Linked DNA regions of Homo sapiens: region 2 is linked to region 1. Evidence: read pairs that join two places in POLR2A ChIA-PET (ENCODE). Cell type or tissue: GM12878. All regions are shown on one strand. Links, peaks and the distances in the headings refer to the core of each region. The heading gives the core; the rest is flanking DNA.

The links. ChIA-PET counts read pairs that join two places held together with the same protein. Peaks named below come from ENCODE experiments on the same cell type or tissue, not always from the same donor. Only the 100,000 strongest peaks of a DNase experiment are listed, where the experiment ranks them.
Region 2: POLR2A ChIA-PET joins it to region 1 with 20 read pairs; 10 of 35 experiments call an interaction of 5 or more read pairs at or near these places.

The regions. Positions count from the first base shown.
Region 1 is chr6:384,041-394,267 of GRCh38, reverse strand. It overlaps IRF4 (interferon regulatory factor 4), which reads right to left and starts at 2,516. Exons shown (of 9, transcript NM_002460.4): 1 at 2,459-2,516; 2 at 900-1,170. The coding sequence starts at 1,115. RefSeq lists enhancers at 100-149, 190-299, 4,497-4,546 and silencers at 550-609, 650-829, 1,130-1,179, 1,360-1,469, 1,580-1,629 and 3 more. In GM12878, for the core only: no CTCF peak of the experiment used is centred there; no DNase peak of the experiment used is centred there; H3K4me3 peaks cover 2,417 bases; H3K27ac peaks cover 2,436 bases.
Region 2 is chr6:300,104-312,101 of GRCh38, reverse strand. It overlaps DUSP22 (dual specificity phosphatase 22), which reads right to left. Exons shown (of 7, transcript NM_001286555.3): 2 at 7,441-7,474; 3 at 140-222. Among named protein-coding and RNA genes, the nearest start is that of DUSP22, 14 kb to the right of the region's middle. RefSeq lists enhancers at 7,087-7,136, 7,956-8,035. In GM12878, for the core only: no CTCF peak of the experiment used is centred there; DNase peaks (open chromatin) are centred at 6,041 and 6,551; H3K4me3 peaks cover 1,108 bases; H3K27ac peaks cover 2,500 bases.

The DNA.
Region 1 (10,227 bases), core at 147-2,646:
TGAGGGGGCTCTACCCACCCAGTGTCTGAGTGAGCTTGCCTAGGACTAAGGACAGCTGTGGTGTGAGCTGTCACCCACAGGAGACATCTGGATGGCAGCACAGCTGAGGCACTCTGAGAGCAAATTGAGACCAAATTCCCGGAGGAAGTCCCCTTCCCCTGCTCTGCCCACAGGTGGGGGCTGGGCCCAGACACGTAGTTCTCTGGGTAAACTGCCTTAGGGGAGAACAATCGTAACAACGACACACGTGTGTGCACTCGCGCAAAGGGCAAGGGAGACAGCTCTAGACAGAGGCCCTGAGTTCCACTGCGATGGGGGAAAGAGAGAGACAGAGACACACAAAGAGAAAGACAGAGGTGGGAGTACCCGCAGAGAGCTAGCAGGAGCGAGAAGAGAGGCTGACCTCAGGAAAAACATGGAGAGAGAGAGACTCAGAGAGAAAAGCAGCGAAAAGAGAAACAGAGACGCGGTGAGAGACGAAAACAGCCGCCGGCACAGGCGCGGACGCACGGAGAGGGCGAGGGGGACCCACGGACGGAGGCGGCAGACGGGAGCCCGGAGGAAGGGCGGGAGGCTTGCGTGGAAACGAGAACGCACGGACGAACGCGCAAAACCCCTCAAGCCTTTGGCCGCCCTTCCCCGGGCCCGGCCGGGCCTTCAGCGGTTTCCCTGCAGCCTCCACGCGCCCAGGACCCGGCTCCCGGCCCCCGCGGTCCCGCTGAGAGCCGAGGCCTCCTTTCCTCCTCCTGCGGCTCCGGCGACGCCACCTGATGCCTCCGCCGCCCGCCCGTCCGCCCCGCGCGGTCCCCTGGGCTCGCCTCGGAGGCGGCGCCGGGGACCCCGGGCTCTGTCTCTGGGCCCTCCCCGGCGCGCCCCCGCCGGCTCCCGAGGCCGGAGACCTTGAAGAGCGCGGCGTCCTCCTCGCGGTTGTAGTCCTGCTTGCCCGCGTGCTTCCAGGGGATGCGGAAGATGCTCTTCTCCTCGTTCTCCCACACCAGCCCGGGGTACTTGCCGCTGTCGATCTGGTCGATCAGCCACTGGCGGAGCTTCCCGTTGCCGCAGCTCACCGCGCTCATGCCGAACTCTCCGCCTCGGCCGCCGCCCTCCAGGTTCATGCCCCGCGTGCCGTCCGCGCCCGCGCCCGGGGTCCTCCGCCCGCTCTGCTCTGCACTGCGGGGAGAAGAGCTGCCCTTCAGCCACGAGGCACCGCACTCCGGGCACCCCGCCCCGATCCCCTGCGCCAGTGACCACGAGGCCCCGGAGTCTTTGAGGCTGCGAAGCGCGCGCGTGCCGTGTCAGGGTCGTCCGGGCCCCCGGAAGAAGGCACCTTCGCGGCCGGCCCGGGCGCATCCCCTGGGCGGGCACAGCCGTCCGCCTTCCGAGCTCGGCCCCCGCGAAGGCTCCTACCCGCCTGCTCTCCTGTAACGCACCCGCAGCCCAAAGGCTCCCGACACGCGCCGCTCGTCTTGCACCCTCTCTCCCCACCCAGCCGCCACCCCTCCTGGCCCTCCTTCCGCACTCACTCGCAGCTCTCGCTTGCCTTCGCTCACTCCCAACCCGCTTCTCGCCCCTTCCCCGCGACTCTGTCAGTTTCCACTCCCCTGGCGGCCTCCACGCGCGGAGGACCTCGCCTGCGGCCGGGCGTTCCAGGGGCGCAGCCCCGGGTTCCTCCACCCTCCGCTTTCTCTGCTCGCATCCAGACCCTTCGCCCCGAATAGGACCCCTATCCCTGCCCAGCTAGCGCGCACTAAGTGGGCTCTGCAAACGACAAGTGGCGCAGACGCGGGGGCTGCAGCCCCAGTACGGGGGATTCCGCGCGCAGAGCGTCCGCCGGACCCCGGAGCAGGCCCGGGAGAGCGGAGGCGGGGAGGGCGCGGGAGAGGGCGACGACAGCTGCGGAGCCTGGGAGGCAGGGACCGCGCCAGGCCGGCTAGGCCACCGCACGCAAGGCTCGGAGCGACCCAAATGTGGAGCTCCTCCTCCTCCTGCGCCAGCGGGTGAGCACCGCGCCGGAGGCCGCCGTGAGCTTGGGCCCCTTAGGAACGAAGAGCAGGGGAAGGAGCCTCGGATTGGGGTCCACAGGGCCGGGCCTGTTTCTCGCAGGCAGTTGTGCCGTCTTGTGTGGGTGCCTTGGACGGCCCCGCCTCAGCCACTCCTGGGGCCCCGACAGTCCGGTTAGCTCATCCCGTCCAGCTTGTGGCGACCCCGTCGCAGGAGCGCGGAGGGCAGGCGGGGAGGCTCGGGCAGAGCCAAGGAGGCGGGCCTTGGAGCCCAAACCAGCGCCTCCGGCTCAGCGCAGATGGGGTGGGAGTCGGAGCTCCAGGACGGGGCGCGCTCCCTTCCCGCTCCGAAGCCGGGGTACCCTGCGCTGCCCTGGAGGTCGAACCTCTGGTTCGCGCTCCGGGTCCTCTCTGGTATCAGCCTCACACCCCTCCTCCTGCCCGACTCCAGCCCTTACCTCGCCCTGGACTCGGAGCTGAGGGCAGCGGTGGGTCCCAAGATCGAGCGGTGAAACTGAGAGTGCGAGGTGGGAAAGAGGAACTTTATAGAACTCTCTGGGGCGGGGCCTGGGGCGGGGCGGGGCGCCGAGGCCTGTGGGGGCCGGGGGTTGGACTGGGGAGAGGGACTTTGCAAGCCGAGAGCCGGGGCCGGCCGGGCGGGCGAGCCTCAGGGCCGGCGTGAAGGCTGGGGGCTGCCGCGGCCGGGGTGGGGTTCCCGCGCCCTTGGCGACCCTCCGCGCGCCGCGCCCGGAGAGCGCACCTCCAGCCGGGCGCGCGCCGCTTCGGGGACTGTCACTGGGGCCGTTTCCCGCGAAGGGCGAGGTGCGAAATGCGAATCTCGCCTTTGCGCCAGGACCTCAGGAGGCCAGTCAATCACTAAACTGCAGCGATGTGGCCAGGGCGGGAAATGGGGGGCGTGTAGTAGCGGGAATCTGGTGCGAAGGGGACTTCGCTTTGCAGAGCGTGTAACGGAAGACGGAGGAATGGTCCAAAGAGAACTGGAGGTGGAGGTTGCGGGAGCACCCTCGGCAAGGCCATCACCGGGAACCCTGCCTCTCCGCGGTGTTTAGAGAACATCGCACTCACTAAAAAGAAAATAGGAAATGGCCCAGCTCCCTTGAGCTATTAAGCTTGATTCAAATACTGTCTCTGCGTGTCTGACATGCTTACATCCTTTTGCATCTATTAGGCTGGTGAATTGAAGTGACTCAGACAATGCCCCGGCCCCGAAGTTTTAATTATCTTAGCATGAAAGAGATGGGGGCGGGGAGAGGCTCCCTAAGGATCCAAGTGCTTAATCACTTCCAGACTTCAGTTCACCTTAAAATGATGTCGTTTTAACCTCAACCTGGAGGAAAGCAGTTTACCAGTGGGGTATAAAAGCCCAAAATAGGCCAGGCGCTGTGGCTCAAGCCTGTAATCCCAGCACTTTGGGAGGCCGAGGCGGTGGATCGCCTGAGGTCAGGAGTTCGAGACCAGCCTGGCCAACACGGTGAAACCCCATCTCTACTAAAAATACAAAAATTAGCCGGGCGTGGCCCCAGCTACTTGAGAGGACGAGCCACGAGAATCGCTTGAACCCGGGAGGCTGAAGTTGCAGTGAGCCGAGGTGGGCGACAGAGCAAGACTCCATCTCAAAATAAATAAATAAAAGCCCAAAATAGGAATAATACTTAAGTGGACCAGGGATTTTACATACTTTTCCAAGATGTCCTTAATCGCAAAATTAACCCCCTGAGCTTTCACCCGTTGAGCTTTCGATCGTCTGAGATGCTGAGTATGTGCATTTACTTCGCATTTTCAGGTAAACCATCAGATCTCTGGTTTCTATATGATTTTAGACCACCACCACCGTAGGTCAACCTGCAACTTTTGAAAAGCTTTTGATTTCACTTATTTCTCAGTTTTTGTTTTAATCTTATATATTGGGTCAATGTCTCCTAACCAAAGAAGAATCTATGTTTAGGCTAGAGCAAAACAGGTAGTGAGGTATGGATAGGTATGCTTTTCCTAAAACCAACAGACGTTCTCAGAAATTAACAGGATGCCATTTTTTATTTCACCCAAGTAAGTTTTCCATTACCAAAGTCTATGTAATAAACAACAGGGTTTTGTTCACAAAAAGTTCTGGTCACAACCTGTTTTTCTTCCTTTCCTTTCACAGATTTATTCACTTGACAAATGTATTTTGAGCACCTGCTACTTGTCAGGAACCGTCCTAGGCACTTGGAACACATCAGTGAACAAAGCAAAGATCGTTGCCTTCTTGTTGCATTATATTTTAATCAGTGTTACCTTTCCCTCAAACGTTCACAAACATACCAGAGAGGAGTTTGCTGAGGACAAAAAATGGCAAATGAGAGCTTTTTGCACTTTCGTATACGTGTCCTCTGCACCGGGTTTAGTCATTTTCAACATACCCTCCCCTCACTCATCCACATCCTCTGCTTTTAGTTCAGAACAACAGTCGTTGTGTGAAACTCTGAGCCTTCACACCACTACCTTGTTTTTAAATGTAATTGCTAATCTTCAACGCCATCTTCTGGTTTACTCATTTGCCATATTGATCCACTAGAAGTTATTTTTCTTAATGATGATGTGAATACAAGTAATAAAACATTTTAATCACTAAAACTCCGGATGGCCTCATTACCCGTCAGGGAGGCAGTGAACAGGTAGCAGCTGGCAGTGGTGACCAAGGACTTTTATATCTTAGTCACGATTGAAACAAAAAACGGCAAAGGTTCTCAAATTGAAAAGCTTCCCCACCAAACTCCCACCCCCTCCACACACTGAGACTTGAGAAAATCGGTATTCCTTAGTAAAAGGCTGGATATTTATCAGTAAATGACACAACTTGTTGACAAGCAGAAACTAATAGGAAACCAGTTCATTGAATGTGTACCCAAAACAAAGGCTGACCGTGATATTCCACGAGGAAGTTACTTATTTAGTGAATTATCCGTATGTTGAGGTTGTAGTCGGCACACCATCTGAATGGAGCATTTCCATTTTCAATTTCACATTTATCGTAAAGAGTCTGCAAGAAAAGCTGAATTTACCTCAATTCAGTATTTTAAAAGCCAATCTTTAAAATTATACATTCACATGCAAGTAAAATATTTCAGAAAAACCCATCCTACACACACAAACACACACACTAGATTCTTAAAATCTTGGATAACACTATTTTCCCACTAATTCACTCTTTAAAGGGGGGGGCTACAATTGGCTAAAAACAATGCAACTGTATCCATAAAGAAATATAAAGGGCAATCATTTTTAATTACCAGAAAAAATCAGGAAAATACTGAAAGTGCTATTTTCATGTAATTTATATAGAATATATGTCTCTTCTAATCCTCTTTGGTTATATGTGTTTGCAAATCTAATTACTGGCCATGACACATTGCATGGCCAAAAGGTAGTATCATTGGGGATTAAATAAGTGCTTGAGTTTTTAAGGCTGTGAGGCCTTGGGAGAGCCATTTAACCAAAGTCCTACTTCTGGGTGTACAAGGAGGGTGGGGGTGTCCCTGCCTCCCAGCAGTGTTTGTTGTGATGATGAAATGATGCTTTGCGCAATGCCTGGCACATCATCATGTTCAACAAATCAGGGCTATTATCATTTACTACGCACTTCAATACTTAGGGGTATCTCACGGACTTTCACTCATTTGGCCCCCAAACCAAACCTGGCAGGCAAGGAAGGCGGGATTCAGCCCAAGTGTAGGGAGAACGAAAGAGATTGTGAGAGGTCCAGATGGCTGGCCCAAGGACACAGCTCTGAGGAACTATTTTTTCTCCTTGTACACAGGGATTGGCTGCATTTGGCATGACTATTTCAGAATCAGCCTCTGAGTGCAGGCTGTCATAGGAGGGGGAGTTTCATCTCTGGTCAGGTCAGTGTGGGTAAGAAAGTCTTCCCTGGCCTCATCCTCCGCCCCTGTGAAGTGGAGGCCGGCGGCAAGTGACCACTGAATCCTCGTTTAACCCTAAGTAGGTGTTTTTTTCTTTCTGTTGCAACTTAGGATCATTAATGGCTGCCTCGTGGCCTTTTTGGTTATGGTAAATTCAGAGTAAGGAAAGCTGCATTTTATTTTTAAGCCATGGATCTAACCATTGACCTTCACTTTATTCTTCTTCACAAGGCTAAATTCTCTTTGAGGAAATGAGAGAAACCTGGTGCTGCCTCTTAGCCACTCTTCTCGAATGTTTAATCCTCTGGAAAAAAAAAATCTAACCTTCTAAGCTACTTATACCAGAGAGGAGTTGGGATGGAACACTCTGGAAATGAGATTATATTATAAATGCTCTCACTGCACACTCAGTTTAAAATAATTGAATGTTATTTGAAAAGTGATAAATTCTTTGGTAATAGAATACAGAGCATAAACCTGGATTTTTTCAAGTAGAGCTGTACACATTTTCCTAATTTAATTAGCAGAATGCCCTGAGTGCCTTCAATGAGAAAATTTGCAGAGCTTCGACAGTAAGCATTCCCAGGGCACAGGGCGTTCAGGACCAGCTTGTGATCTCTTTGAGGGCAGAGTTAGTAAGCGGGGCTTTTTCCTACATGCAGAGAAGAACCCGCTTTCAGGCTTGTAGGAAATGAGACTTGTGATTGTAATCGATGACGTAATGAGAAGCCAAGGATACGAGGTGATGTCTCCTTTCCCTGTTTATAAACAGCTCTTCCCTTTTCGCCTGCTCTTCTTGCCAGCATTCTAAGAAGAGTCCTGGCAACACTTCCCACCTCTCTGACGTGTCATGCTCTCTACAGAAACAGTGACGTGGCTTTACACAGGGCCAGTTGACACTGCCAACTCCTTAACCAAGCCAATGAAAACGCAAATGGTTTGCAATACCTTTGGGCAATTTTCTGAAAACTGAAGCAAGAGGTGAAAGGCAAACGGCTTTGTCTAATTCCACCCATTTGTAACAGCGCCTAATGTTGGGTTATTCTAAAGTTCATCAACGGCTCTTTCAGCGAAATTTTGTGAAACAGCATACCGTCACTTGTCACACATAAGACTCTAGGCATGCTGGATAGAGGAGTGTATCTTTCTAGAAAGGTTAGGTTATGCTGTGGTAACGAGACCCCCTGAGATTCTGGGGGGGGGGTTACTTCTTGTTCAAATGAGATATCCATGGCAAAGCCACGGGGATCCGGAACATTCCTGGCCACCTGATGGAGAGAAGGGTACGGGAGAAGCATGTGCTGGCTCTGTTAGTTCCTGCCCGGCAGCGAGTTACATGGCTTTGGCTCATATTCCCCCGTAATAAGGTAAGAACTACAGTAAAGGAGGAATTATCTGGCCATAGTGTGGGTACCGCCCGAGAGAGAACAATGGCCAGGAGGCCGGGGAGGCCTCGGGGTGAGGTAGAGAGCTCTCAGACGGGCAGGTGCATGGGTGGCAGAGGAGGGAAGGACAAGCAGTTATGGGGCTGAGTAGACGTGCTCGGCAGGGGGTGGGGCGGTCGGGGAGTCAGGGGTTGCTGGAGGGTTTCCAGGATGGGGAATGACACAGGAGTCCCCTGTATCCACCGTTTCCCTTTCCACAGTTTCAGTTACCTGAGGGCAACCTCAGTCTGAAAATAAGAAATGGAAAATTCCAGAAATCAACACTTTGTGTTTGAAGTTGCATGCCATTCTTTGCAGGGTGGTGACATCGCGCAGGGTCCCGCTTCATCCCTTCTGGGATGTGAACCACTGCTTTGTCCAGCAGACCCCACTGTATATGCTGCTGGCCCATCAGCCATGTGGCAGCCATCAGGCCATTAGAGGGCAAGTGCCATGCAGTGAGATGTTGGAGAGAGCAACAACATCCACAGCTTTCATTACAGCGTATGGTCATCATTGCTTGGTGTTATTATTAGTGTTGTTAATCTCTCACTGTGCCTAATTTATAAGTTACACTTTATCCTAGCTATGTACGTACAGAAAAAAACATAGTCTATAAGGGGCTCAGTACTGTCTTCTATTTCAGGCATCTGCTAGGGGTTTTGGAACATATCTATCCCCTGAGAATAAGGGGGGACTACTATTACCAAGAACCCTGATAAAGAAGTGAGGAGGAGGAACACGATTACCGGGGAGACAGGCGAAGTTAGAGATGCTGTCTCACCATCCATGCTGAGTTATTTATCCAGCAGGCATTGGGAAACACAGAGTTTCTTTCAATCACCTTTGAACCGTGACATCTAGAAGTAGTGAGTGGCTCATAGTAATATGCTATAAACATGACTGTGTCTTGCCTCTTGGGTCATGCTTTTGTTGACAGTGATCCTAGTCCTCCTTCAGCCTTTAACAGGGACGGTGGCAGACTCTGAGATGGAGGTCAGCATGTATGATTAGGGAGCATGCTTGGTTGGAGTCAAGGGGAAGGGAGCAGAACTGGGCCGAGAGGTGCCCGTGATGCAACGCCAAGCCAAATGGACTCCAGTCAATGCTGCAGAAAGCTCTGGAGCTAGGACGAGCCTGTTCCAGCGTGGAGTGAAGGGATAGGGCCCCCGCAGCCCTGACTGAGCTAGCATTGGGTGCCAGCTGCCTCTAGAGGAGACGTGACCTGGGAAGTTCGTTTTCTCCAGCTGGAGCCATCGCCACAGAAGGCTGCCTGCTGAGAACCACCTCCCAGGAGCAGTCTCAGTACCCGAGGGAATGAACCTCTCACTCCCAAGTGGGAATCCAAGCAGTGCACAGCAACATCCACCCAAGTCTACACCTCGTTCTGCTGTGATCCATTTCCTCTCATAGCTCCTGAGGGCAGCTCCTCCTGGTTCCAGTGGGCCTCCATCCCTGGAGGAGGGTTGCCAGTTTTAGCAAATAAAAATGCAAAACTCCCAGTTAAATTGGCATTTCTGATAAACATTGAATAACTTGTTTTAGTATAGGTGTATTCCATGCAATATTTGGGACGTACTTACACTAAAGAAACTACTTGTTGTTTATCTGAAATTCAAATAGCAACTTTATCCTGGAGAAAACTTAGAAGAGGAAAGTTAGTGGAACAGATTCCAGCCTCAGCCCCTGCAGCTGGAACGCCAGTGAAGACTCGTGAGCGCCTCCTGCTCTGTCCTTTCTAGATGCTCCCACCTTTCAACTACAGCTCAGTGGCCATACCCAAGCCTTCATCCTTGAGGGCTTTGAACTGGTCACGGTGCCCTTCCTGGTCCAGGGGTGCTGCACCTCCACATACCATTTTCCATCAGTACACACAGGGAGAGCCAAGAGGTGCCCGGATGGGTTGCCGGGGTCCTGCCCCATTGTATAGCAGCAGCTCCACACCTCCTGATGACCAAGGTCAACATGCCTTCTTGCTGCTAAGCTCCACCCAAGGAGCCTCCCAGAGGCCTCCCACAGCTTAGAGTCTAGTGGCACCCTTTCTGTGTCTCCTGGAAACTTGCAGAAACAAGAAGCACAAATTCCCCAAGGGGTCTCTGAGAGTTTTGGTAAGTGGGCCGTTCCTCACCCCCACCTTGGCTCGTACTGAGGACAAGCACTATGTGAAGGTTTCTGACGCAGTGTGCGAGCGAGCTGCATCCTCCCAGCCCTTCTCCCACAGCACGCCCTGGCTGCAGCACTTCTGCCTGGCTTCCTGTGGTTAATGCTGTCTCACGTTCCTGGGAGCCATCCTAGCTGTGTGTTTCAGCATCTCTTGGGGCCTTGCTGGGTGCTCAGTGCTGTGTCCCAGGAGCATGGCCACAGACTGAACCACTCTCTCTTATATGAATCTATGCTCCCCATACCTCCTTGGCCCAGCACTCTCAGACCCCAGGACCGTGACTGCTCTCCTGGATCCTGCTGGCATCTCTTTCTTTCAGACACAGCCCCATTCCTCCTTAGCATGCCCACCTGGTCCCCAGCTAGGCAGATTCCCCAGCCAGGTGGATCCTGGGTGGGCAGGGGGCATGTTTTCTTGCAGGAGAGAAGCCTCTGTATTGTTTCCAAATCAGGGTAGCACAGCCCTTAGGAGGAGGGGGATCCCAGAGTTCCCACAGTGCTCCCAGCAGCCCAGGGCATACATCCTTCTTTCCTAAGTGCTACCCGGGCAGAGCCTCCCAGCATGTGCTGCAGGGATCTTGTGCAAGGCACATCTCCTGGGGCACAGTGTCTTCTCTGTGCAATTCAACCATCCATTTCTTTTAACCATGATGCATTAAGCCAGTGCCTCCCAGGCTTGGTGGATGGGGTCGGGAGTGGGGGAGTGGACAGCCTCAATATGAG
Region 2 (11,998 bases), core at 4,807-7,306, 87 kb after region 1:
TGAACACAATGGGAATGCCGCCAGAGATCACAGGAGTACGTTCGCATTGGAGAGAACCTGGTTGCCTTCATTAACGTCGTAGGTACTCCCACGGAATACAAATGAGGACACCCACACACGCCCCACGGTGCTCTCTTACCTCCAACATAGGCCTGGCACTATCGTGGACAGACAGAATATGTGTCACCTTGTTCTTGCTCAATTGTTCCGCGTCTCTGGCATCTGTCAGAGAAGAAAGGGGATGGACATTTTGATATCTTTGCAAGTTAATTACTCCTAAAGTCTAGCCAGAAAAAAAAAAAAACCCACAAAATGACTTGCATATTTCTTTCCTGAAACTTCATAACTGACCATACATGTAGGAAACTTAGGGCTACTGCTTTCATATATTTTGCCTAACTTTATTTCTTTTGTTTTTTTTTGAGACGGAGTCTCACTCTGTCGCCCAGGCTGGAGTGCAGTGGCGCCATCTCGGCTCACTGCAAGCTCCGCCTCCCGGGTTCACACAATTCTCCTGCCTCAGCTTCCCGAGTAGCTGGGACTACAGGCGCCCGCCACCACGCCCGGCTAATTTTTTGTATTTTTAGGAGAGACGGGGTTTCACCGTGTTAGCCAGGATGGTCTCGATCTCCTGACCTCGTGAGCCGCCCGCCTCGGCCTCCCAAAGTGCTGGGATTACAGGCGTGAGCCACCGCGCCCGGCCTTGCCTAACTTTATTTCTGATTGTCTCATCTTTTGACCCAGAGTGAGAAAGAAAAAAACTTTCTATGAGGAAGAAGAGTCCCTTTAAATGATCAGGTGCAGAAAGGCCTCTGTAATATAACAGCAGTCTCCTCTCCCTCCCCCTTGAGCTAAATGGTTACCTTGAAGCCATCTGCTATGTGGTCCCTAGACTGATGCCAAGTAGACATAAAATGCCATACATCATAGTTCAATATCGTATAGCCAGGCACTAACCAATGTTATTTCTATAAACCAATGAGAATTCCTGCTGAACAATTTTTTGTAATTGCCACTCTCCTGATTCGTCTTTTTTTCTTTAAAAACTTGAGCCCCTATTTTACTCTCCGGGGCACTCCCCAAGGCAACCTGAAAGTGTGTTTCAGGCTACAGTCCTCAAGCTTGGCCCAAATAAACCCTCTGTATTAATTTTGCCTCAGCTTCTTCCTTTTAGGCAACAAAAGTGTTAATCTAGAAATTGAAATGCACTTAGATTAATAAACATTGTAATCATGATGGATTACATGGATTACATCATCAAGAAGGTAAATTTACGAGACCATTTTGTAGTTAGCATTTGTAAGAGATGACCTTAGGTCAGTCTTTCTGCATGAGACACATAATATTAGGGATATTTAAAATATTTTTTTAATTCAATGGCCTCTTAATGATGAGAATTCTTAAAAAGCTAAATACAAAACCATTAACTCTAGAAGACAAAGGAAACTGCCCATTACTTCTTTCCCCAGACGTCAAAAGCAGGGACAGTTCTGGATTCAGACAGGACTGTGGTTTACATCATCTATATTCACTTTAAAGCACAATTAAAAAATGAAACTTTTTCTGGAAATTCCAAACAGAACTGTCTATCAGCTATCAGTTGGCTATTAAATTATCTCCATATGAAACTAAGAAGATAACAAAATTATATTCCCTTCCAATGTCCCTACCTGCAAAAAGAAGACCAAATGGTGTGATCCCCTGAAGTGGAACCCTTCTACTAATCTACAAAACAGGGGGCCAGCAGGAAATGAGGAGGTCCACTTCCCTACACCCCCATCCCAGCCTGGCTGAACTTTCCTAAATGATACAGGAGAAATGGATCAGAAGGCAAATGTTTAGGCCGGGCATGGTGACTGACACCTGTAATCCCGGAACTTTGGGAGGCCGCGACGGGCCAATCACCTGAGGTCAGGAGTGTGAGACCAGCCTGGTCACCACGGCGAAACCACATCTCTACTAAAATTACAAAAATTAGCTGGGCGTGGTGGTGTGCACCTGTAAACCCCACTACTCAGGAGGCTGAGGTAGGAGAATCGCTTGAACCCAGGAGGCGGAGGTTGCAGTGAGCCGAGATCGCCCCACTGAACTCCAGCCTGGGCAACAGAGTGAGAGTCTATCTCAAGCAAAACAAAACAAAACCAAACAACAACAACAACAAAGAAAGGCAAATGTTTAATTATCATGGTTCTGGAGACTATTTCATGGCATGGGAAAATGCTCAGGGTATAATGTAAAGCAGGTACCAAACCATAAATATGACACAAACCCAACGTATAAAAATGCAGAGACAAACACATGGCAGGGAGGATGGCGGGACTGGTACAAAGACAGCCCCAGCTCAGAGACGGAATTACAAGGGTTTTCTTCCTTCTTTATAGTATGTGTGTGTGTGTGTGTGTGTGTGTGTGTGTGTGTGTGTTCTACATGAGTGGCTCTGAAGTTTAACACCCTAGGAACTGCCAAGAGGCTAGTTAGAAAGATCTACCCTGGGGCTGAGGAATCTCCATCTCTAACAAGCCTTGATGATGAAGCAGAAGTCAAGAAACATTGTTCTAAACATTCAGCAACGTCAGGAAAAAAAATTTAGGTGATATTAAAATACCACTTTTAAGACTCTTTTCATTGCTCCAACCTCTCAGGCTTCAAATTCCAGGCTATTGCTTTCCCAGATTCAAATTTTCGAGCTTCAAATTTAGGGCTATTGTTTTCAAGTATTTTGCCTAAGTTTATTTCTGACTGGCTCATCTTTTGACCCAAAGTGAGAAAGAAAAAACCTTTTTATACGAGGAACATGAGCCCTTTAAGTTATCAGGCTCAGAAAGGCGTCTATAATATAATAGCAGTGTCCTCTCACTCCCCCTTGAGCTAAATAAATAGTTACCTCAAAGCCACCTGCTATGGATGAGAGCCATCTACATAGCACATGGGGACTCACTGCCAACCCCCAACCCCTCACAAGTTGGGGTACCAGCAAGGCTAGCTTAGAATTAATTAGGCAGAAGCTAGAATCGTTTTGGAAGCCACAGGCAGCCAGTTCCCACATTCACACCAAAATGGGATTTTCCAATCGCCACCAGCATGGGACATTTTAGAAAAGCAGTGAAACAGACAAAGCCACAGCTTCAGCGCTCACAGAACCTGGAGGAGGTGGGGCGAGGACCCAGTAGAGGCGGGGCAGCCTGATGGCGCCAGCTCATCTGACCCACCCACCTGGCTCCTCCAGACACCCATTCCACCTGGCATTTGAATGTCAACCATCCGTATTTGTTTCAATCTACTTTTCTCCTTTCACAAAGCTTTATTGGGATATAATTCACATACCATAATACGGACCCTGATCAAGTATATGATTCAATGGTTTCATACGTTCACAAGGCTGCACAATAGCCACAATATATAACTTTAGAACATTTTCTTCACCCCGTAAATATGCTTTGATAATACAGAGTGAATCTTTTTAAAGTGGCCTGGGGAAAAAAGCATACATTTCTGAATAGAGAAGACCACTTGATATCACGACAGCCCACTGCCGGCTGGACTCCAAAGCACAGGGAAGCACTCCGGGGCCAGCACCTCCCCTCTTCCTCACCGCACGCTAGCACCGTGTTCGCTGATGCATCCTTTCCCATAAGGCACAGGCTCTGCCCACTTACTTCAGAGTGCATAAAATGCTTAATCAAACCTGCTGGGTGATGACCCTGGAACTTTAATTCTTACAGACTTCACACTATTGGTTGTCCTGGAAGGCGACCTACAATCATGAGCAGCGAGGTAATGAGCTGGGAATCCAGCTGTAAGGCTCAAGGTGGAGTTTCCTAATGTGCACAGACACAAGCTTGTACATTTCAAACTAGCTCCTCCTGAGCACAGACCTAGAGGGGCAGAACTTAGCGCTTTGGTGCTCAACATGGGGTCCTCCAACCGGCAGCAGAGCATCAAGTAGACCCCATGTCTACTTGATCAGAACATGCGCTTTAAGAAGAACCCCAGAAGGTCATGTGCACCCTAACACTGAGCCCTGGAGGGAATGACCTTTGGCCCGGTGCCAGCGGGCCCCTCCCCAACTGGCAGTCACAAATGCAACAGGTTAGTAATTCATAAAACCAACAGGAAGGTTATCAGTTAGAATTCATGTGGAAAAAATAAGTCTGGATGGACATATGCTGACCTGTTAAGCATGGTGATTTTGTCTCAGTAAGCTGACAGCAGACTACCTCTGACCAGGCTGGCCTTGTCCAAACAACTGGGTACCCACCAGGACTGTCTGTCTTACTGGCAGGCACAAAACACAAGCTCAAGACTGCGAACATGGTCTCAATGCACACCACTCACGTACACACAGTACCTAAGAGCGTTCCCACTTTTCTAGAATTCTGTGGACATCTTCAAACAATGAGGGCTTCGTCTGTCAGCTGACATCTACTGTCGCTGGTGCCAAGTTGTAAGGAAGCCACGGACCCACCCTCCGGCCCAGGGAGGGGCTGCTCTCTCTGGCTTCCACTCCCTGCCTTCCCTCCTGGCTTCTGGGCAAGGCTGCCTGCTGCATCCTGGAGCCTCAACAGAGAGGCTCTCACCAAAGCATCGAAGACCCAAAGACCGGGCTCCAGAGCTGGGTTTGTTTGTGGTTCTTCTCCAGGAGCAAAAATCACCAGGCGCTACAAAACCATTTGTGGATTCATTACAAAGCTTTTTTTTCTTAAGAGTTGCAGAGTGACAGGCGAGGGATCCTACTGAAAGGAAGGAGGGAAGAGGAGAAGGAAGGGAGGGAGGGAGAGAAGTGGGGAGGGAAGAAAGGAAACGGGAAGGGGAAGAGAAGGGAGGGGAGGAAGGAGAAGGGACAGAAGAAGGGAGTGACTGTTTACGTTCCTTTCTACTCTACTGGTTCTTGTGTTACAAGAGGCACATATTACTCGTAATTTTAAAAGAGCAGGATAAATGACTATATGAGATGCCAGGCAAGAGCACAGATGACAGCTGGATTCACCGCCCAGGAAAAAAGAAAGAGGCCACATTCCACATTGGGTTTCCACCCTTGCCAGCCAATGCCACCCAGCTGCCTACTGCAGACCTGGCATCGATCGGGCTCCCATGGCAGTAGCAGTGAGTGTGTGGGTGCTTATTTATCAGGGCACCAGGTATTGGGCACTGAGCCCACCGAGGGCATCACCCATTGTCTGGGTCAGCCCCGCTACAGCCCTGTGAGACAGACTCCATCTTCCCAGTCTACACCCCCAGGTGTGTAACTCATGTGAGGACACACACTGGCCCCTTCCTGTTCTGCACCTGCTGTTGGACTCTGATAGCCTGAGGGCAGGGACACTGGTCCACATTCAACTCCCAGCACATCGTGTGTTCCCGATAAGCTTGTGCAATGAACAAGTGAATTCACAGCACAATTGGGGAAAATACTTCCTCTCCTTCGAGCCACTCGCCAATTCACTGTACTCTCATTCCTTTCTTTTAGATAAGCCTTGTACCTGGAAAGCGTTTAATAAATATTTGGCTAACGAGTGAATAAAACACAACCTCATACCAATATCAGAATAACTTAAGGTAATAATGCAGCATTAACCCTATGAACAAGGAGAGGTGGTGGGCTGTTTACAACACTCTCATAGACGAAACCACAAAGCACAAGATCCAGGAACTTGCAAGGAGTCCTATGTTATTGAATATTTAGAAAACAGGTATAGCTTGTAGTGTGAAAAGAGTTTTAAATATTTCCTTAAAGCTGTCCTTCCAAAAAAAGTAACCTTTCATGATTAAGGCTAAAACTCTCACATACTGTTGTCAGAAGTGTTGAATTTGGTTCATATTTATTAAAATTTTTAATTTCAAACCTTTCATCTAGCAATTCTACTTCTAAGAACTTATCCTAAACTCTGTTCTCAAAGACACTCCCTTTCCCCATGAAAACAGTTAATAACTCACTAAATAACTCTGACGTTTGCTACATTAATGTATCCTGGCCTACTCACCACAAAGGGTTTGCTGCTTTTTCAGAACTACAAAGCTTACTAATTTAGCAAGTCCAGTACTATTTTTAACATGTTCTTGTAGCAATTAGCAGCTGTCAGCTCTCTGTGCTCAATTCTCTTTGAGGCCTAATAGTGAGCTGGGGGGATACGGGTGTGTGTGTGGAAACAGACATTATAGAGCAACAATAAAGATTATTTGTACAATCAATTTGAATCTGAACTCAGAAATTTCAGCAACATCCAGAAAGCCAACAGGAGTGGCCATGTTCTGGCTTGTTAGGGAAGGGAGGAGCATTAGCTGCCTATGACATGGTCTGGCTCTGTCCAACCTAACATGAGTGGGGACCTGCCTGCAAGCTTCCCAGGTCTCTCCCATCCTATTAAGGGCCCCTCATCTCTATCTTCCCACCTCATCTCAGTGATTCACTTACACAAACTCTGAAGGTCACCTGGCAGGGGGACTTGGCCCCTCCCTGGAAGCCGACAAGCCCAGTGACCACCGTGCTCCAGAGCTGAGTGAAAATAGAGTCAATAGCTGACAGTAAATCAATCAGTACGGAACAAGTGGCAGGAAATGTGTGAGAAGAGAAGCACCAGATGAGAAGAATCTGCCAGAGATGAAATTGTCACTCTTGTTTCCCAGGTGACTTAAAAAGAACAGGCTTCTGAAAATTTCTCAATAGTAACTAAAAAATGAAAGTTGTAAAAGGTTATAAATAAGTCACATGATTGCTAAATGTGCCTGTTGTCCAACACCTTTTGATGATAATGTTCCAACAGGTGTGGAGAGTTCAAAGGAGAACCAGGGCAGAGCTGGAGCGGGCACAGCCTCACATCACTCCATCAGGTGATGGTCAAGGGGCTGCGGTGCACCCAGCAAGGGGCTTGGGTGCAAGTGGGGGCCACTCCCAGAACAGACTGTAGACTGAGTCTACACTTTGCCTGTCAATCTCACCCATGAGAAGTCTAAAGCTGATCTTTTAAAAAGTGAACTCACTTTTGGTGGAAACAGTCCAAGTGTCCACGAACAAATAAATGGAAGCAAAATGAGGCCTATGCACACAATGGAGTATTATTCAGCTTTAAGAAGGAAGGCCATTCTGACACACGCCGCAACACGGATGAACTGTGACACTGTGCTCAGTAAAATAAGCCAGTCCCAAAAGCACAAATACTGCATGATTTCACTAAGAGGAGGCTCCGATAGTTGTGAGATTCATAGAGGCAGAAAGCAGAATGGTGGCTGCCCGGGGCTGGGAGGAGAGGAATGGGGAGTTGGTGTTTTAAGGGACACAGTTTCAGTTTGGGAACATGAAAAGTCCTGCAGAAGGATGTTGGTGATGGCTGCACAGCAATGCAAATTACTTAAAGCCACTGACCTATACACTTTAAAATGGTCAAGATGACACATTTTATGTTATGTGTATTTTATCACAACAATAAAAAAGCAAGAACTCACCTTTGAAGTTGCCGATGTACAGGCCGGGCAGGATCTAGGAGAGAGACAGACACAGACATGAGCATGGCAGACTCTAAGTGGATGGTATTGCAGAAGGGGGCCTCATCCAGCAGCAGGATCCCTGCAAAGGCCAGGTGCTTCCCCAGTACAGCACCTCCCTGACAGACACGCGGGTGACCCAACATCCCCAGCGGCCTGTGGAAGGCCGTGGGTTGGTGCCCATCGACTCGCTGGGTTTAGGGCCCGGCTTCGACCCCGTCATCCTCATTTGCAGCCCTGCAGTGCTGGTGGGCATTCTGAGGGTCCAAGTCCCCTGCCCCGCCTGCCCACCCTGGCCCCACAGCCCTGGCGGCCCTGCAGCTCTGCACTCTGCTGCACGAGGCCACTGCACACACGGTGCCCACTGCAGGCGGTTACACTCCCGCCCACCTCACCCTTGGCCAGTCCTGAGCCCCAAGTCCAGGGTTGGCCCCCGGCTCAGTGACAGTAGCCCTCTATGTCCCCTGTGTGGCGATGCTGCTGCGAGGGCATGACCAGGTGAAGGCCCATCTTTCTGTCGGGGAAAACTCCTTGGGCAGCAAACGAATCCTGTTGCTCACTGCTGCCTCCCCAGCCCCAGGCCAGGATGACAGTCAACAATGGGTTGTTAAATAAATGATCCAACCTCCACATATATGCAGGTTAAGAAGAACACGTCTTTGTTGCAAAATGTCAACTCTTCTAAGGCAGTGGTTCTCAAACCAAACTCCCCATCAGAACTCCAGAATCTGTTAAAAATACACATTTCTGGGCAAGCCCTCCTCTCCACCTCCAGCCCCCGCATGGAATGATTTAGCAGGTCGGCAATGAGAAATTGGGGTGGCTTCTTTCACACCCACAATTTGCGAAGTAGGAAGCAAATTCTTGTCTTGCCAGCACTTTGCATGGACACTCTGAAATTTAAATAAGAACACAGTACCACTTGTTAAAGTATGCTCACGATATCACTTGCCACGATTTCCAAGCACATACAACCAGCTCGTCTTGGTGACGCTTCACCACAGATCCCTAGATGTCCTAGCCTCGCCCCCACTGTCTGCCAACCCTGCAGCTCCCCTATCTTCCTTCACTCCCACTGAGGAAGTCCAAAGAGCCTGTAGTACAGTTCTTCATGTTAGCTGATTTCTTCAAGCATCTTCCTGACCACCGGCTGCCTCGCTAAAAACCCATGGCTCATGTCTAGTGATTGCAGGGGATCTATTGTGGCTCATGTCAGGGCGGCAGTGCTAGGCCCAGAGCTAGTCTCTGTGCAGAGGGACAACCAGCCAAGGGGCCACGTAATGTATCGGCCAAACTGGGACAGTCCAAGAATGAAAAGAGGCTTTGCTAATCATTACTCCGAGACAACAGTCTATACTTTATCATTCCTATCTTGAAAGACGGGAACAATGCAAGTTCGTCCTGGATGTGGATCCCACTGATGTTCTCTGGCAATGCTTGACTGCACAGAGCTTTGCTGTGTGTAGTCTCTCATTCCCGAGGGTCTCTCCTGCCTTTTTTAGGATGTGGCAGTAGACACTAGAGAGCATCATTGCCATGTGGCTCTTCTGTCTGGCAGTGCAATGACCCCTCCTTGACCAAACTTTAGTCAGGTTCCTCTGAGTCCTTTTCTCAACAAGGCCTGGTCCTTGCCCGACCGAGTCCAGTGCGAGCAGAGACCTGCTAAGCGTATCCCCTAAGACCCCACCAAGCTCCTGTTCCTCCACCCCGATGTCTAATCCAGTTCCCCTGAGTGGTATTCCACCCACTCCCTCACCCTGCCCTTGGCTTTCCATCCACCCTTGTTCCTGCCATATTGGAGTCGCGTCCTCCCCTGTTGTGATGGTCTCGAATAGAGTCTTCCTTGCTGGCTTAACCAAGTGTCAGGATCACTTTTTACAGCAGTGACTCTACAGTTATAATCACTAGGCGATTTTCTAGATCAAAATGTTTCTAGACTATAAGCATGTTTATCTGCCCAAAGTCAGAGAACGTATCATAGTGGCTAAAGTTCCTCAGGCACAATGCCGGGCACTCAGCGTAGAGGTGTGACTGAGAGAGACAGGGCCCTGCCCTCATGAGCAGCTCACACAGGGAAAGTGGAGGTGACCTGACCACTCTGGGGTCGCAGAGGGCTTCCTGGGGACAGTGACACTCAGGACCTGCAGCCCAAGAGCAGTGGGCAGACAGGGAGGGGACAGCAGAACGGTCAGCCTGCAGAAAGGGTCTTGTCTCTACTGGAGGGAGTGGGAGAGAGGTGGAGAGAAGGCGGGCGTTAGTGCAAGGAGCTGGTCCTGCACAGCAGACACTGTGGCCACTGGCCACTATCCAGACTCCAAGTTAGGTGCCATGAAATGGAATACGACGCCTAAGATGTGTGGGGCTGTGAGGAAGACGATCTTACGCGTTTTAACTTAATATATCTTGAAAATGGTATGAAAAACAGGAAAGGTACAGCTGTGTGCACGTACACTCCCTTCGTCACCATGCTCACCTCCGTGACGGCGATGGCGGGGTCCTGGAGGAGGGCTTCTGCATTTCTCTCTGAGCTTGCCTCCGCCATCTGACACTCCAGTCCTGTGCATGCACTATGCCAATTTGCACTTTTTTTAAATCAAGAGGGATTATTCGGAAAACAGATTATGGCCCATTTTTGCTTTTTTTCTTTGTACATCTACTATCTTCTCTACTAAGCACAAATTAATACATTTTATATTATCTTTAAAATTAAATGAGGGCATAAGAGTAGACCGTCTCTACATTCTAATGTTGTAGAACCATGATGTTCTGACTCCTAAATTCATCGTCTGGAGCCCGGCTTGCTGCAGGACTATCTCAAGCAAACCACTGTTTTCCCACCACCGTTGTCAAGTCCTCCTGCCCCTGATGGTGCCACCTTCTCCCAGTCACCCCGAATGAAAACCCAGGGCTCCCACCGCTGTGGCACCTCTCTCTCAATTCTCTGCTCCCCTCCTCCCGGGAATTAGAAGGCCTCTCACAGTCTCCCTCCTCAGCCTTGCGCAGAGCCTCAATTCACACAGGGGTTACAGTAGTAAACACTGAACTCATTCCTCTGTCCTATCAAATTAATTTTCTAAAGCCATATTCTTCCTGGGTGATTTTCTACCTCAAAATGTTCAGTAACAACCCTTTTACTTAAAAAATCAAGGCCAAACATTGAACTAAATATTCAGCATGGCTTCCGCAGGTTGGCTCCAACCGATCTCTGAAGGATTTCCCCCAACTTCTTTCTTATGTCCAGCCGAGCCAGGTCATCCCCATTCTCCCAATACCCCTTACTGGTCCCATCTTGCAATAGCACTTTCTTTGCCCTAAATATTCTTTCTAAACAGAGAAGAGGTTCCCACTGTTTGGGGTCCTTTATCCCTTGGGTATGCTCGAAAACCACAAACCCTGTAATGGCCATTTATCTTATTGGTTTTCCAGTCTCTGAAACCCTTTCCTAGGTTTGGGGATACCCTGGCCCCAGGGAGTCTTGGTGGGAAGCAGAGCCCAGCTGTTAGTATAGAAGCTGCCAATGCCAGATACCTGCTCACGTAAGCCTTTGCTGCTACATGGGTGTGACCCACGTGTAACAAGTCTGCACGCCGGCTGCAGGGATAGCCTAGAGTGTCCTCTTTGGCAACAGAGGCAGCAGGGCTGGTGGCACATTCAGTGTCCACTGGCTGTAGCATCAGCATCTTGCGGTAGCCCCAGAAATGCTCTCACTGACCACTTACAGCATCTGCTCCTGCCAAGGTTGCCCCTGAGTCTGGCTCTCCAGCCTTCCAGGCTGTCTGCCCTGTTCTACCTAAGGTAACCACATTTGGATGCTGTTGCTTACAGCCAAGGACCCTGATGTGGGCTTTCAACCTGGAAAAATGCATAAATGCAGAAGAGTGCACAGATCTTGAGGCAAGTCACAGGCACAGCAGGTCTGTTCCTGCCCTGCCTCTAGTACCGAGACCTACCCGCCCTGCTAGGACCAGCTCAACCAGGAACCCTCCAGAGATCACTCCGACAGGAGACTCTGCCCTTTCTGGACTTCACTGCTGCTCATTTGCCATTTACTTCCACGCAGCAGCTCTCCCACTCATGTGCTCCTCTTTGAACTTTCAGGCTCAGCTTCTTAGCGTCTCCCTTCTGAATTCCTGCAGCAGCTTCCTAGTGAGCTCCCTACCTCCAGACTGAGTGGTCCCTCCAAAGGATTCCTCAAACCATCTCAAGTGCAAAGTTGATTGTGTGACTCTTCAGCTTAGGGCTCCGTGTAGCTTTCAGCATGAAACCCAAATTCTACACCTTGGCAAGGGAGACCTTTCAGGAGTGGACCCTCAAATGTCTTCAGCCTGAGCCCGAGCCCGAAGGCATTCTCCAATCTCACCCACATCTAAGGAAGTGACCACGGTGCAACCAACCAACATGGCTATGCAGAGACGCAGGCCAGGGCCCCCAAATTCCAGGCTGTTTTATGGGAAACAGCCCAATTTTCAAATATTGTCAATTAAATTTTAAAAACCACTAAAATACTGTGGTTGACAAA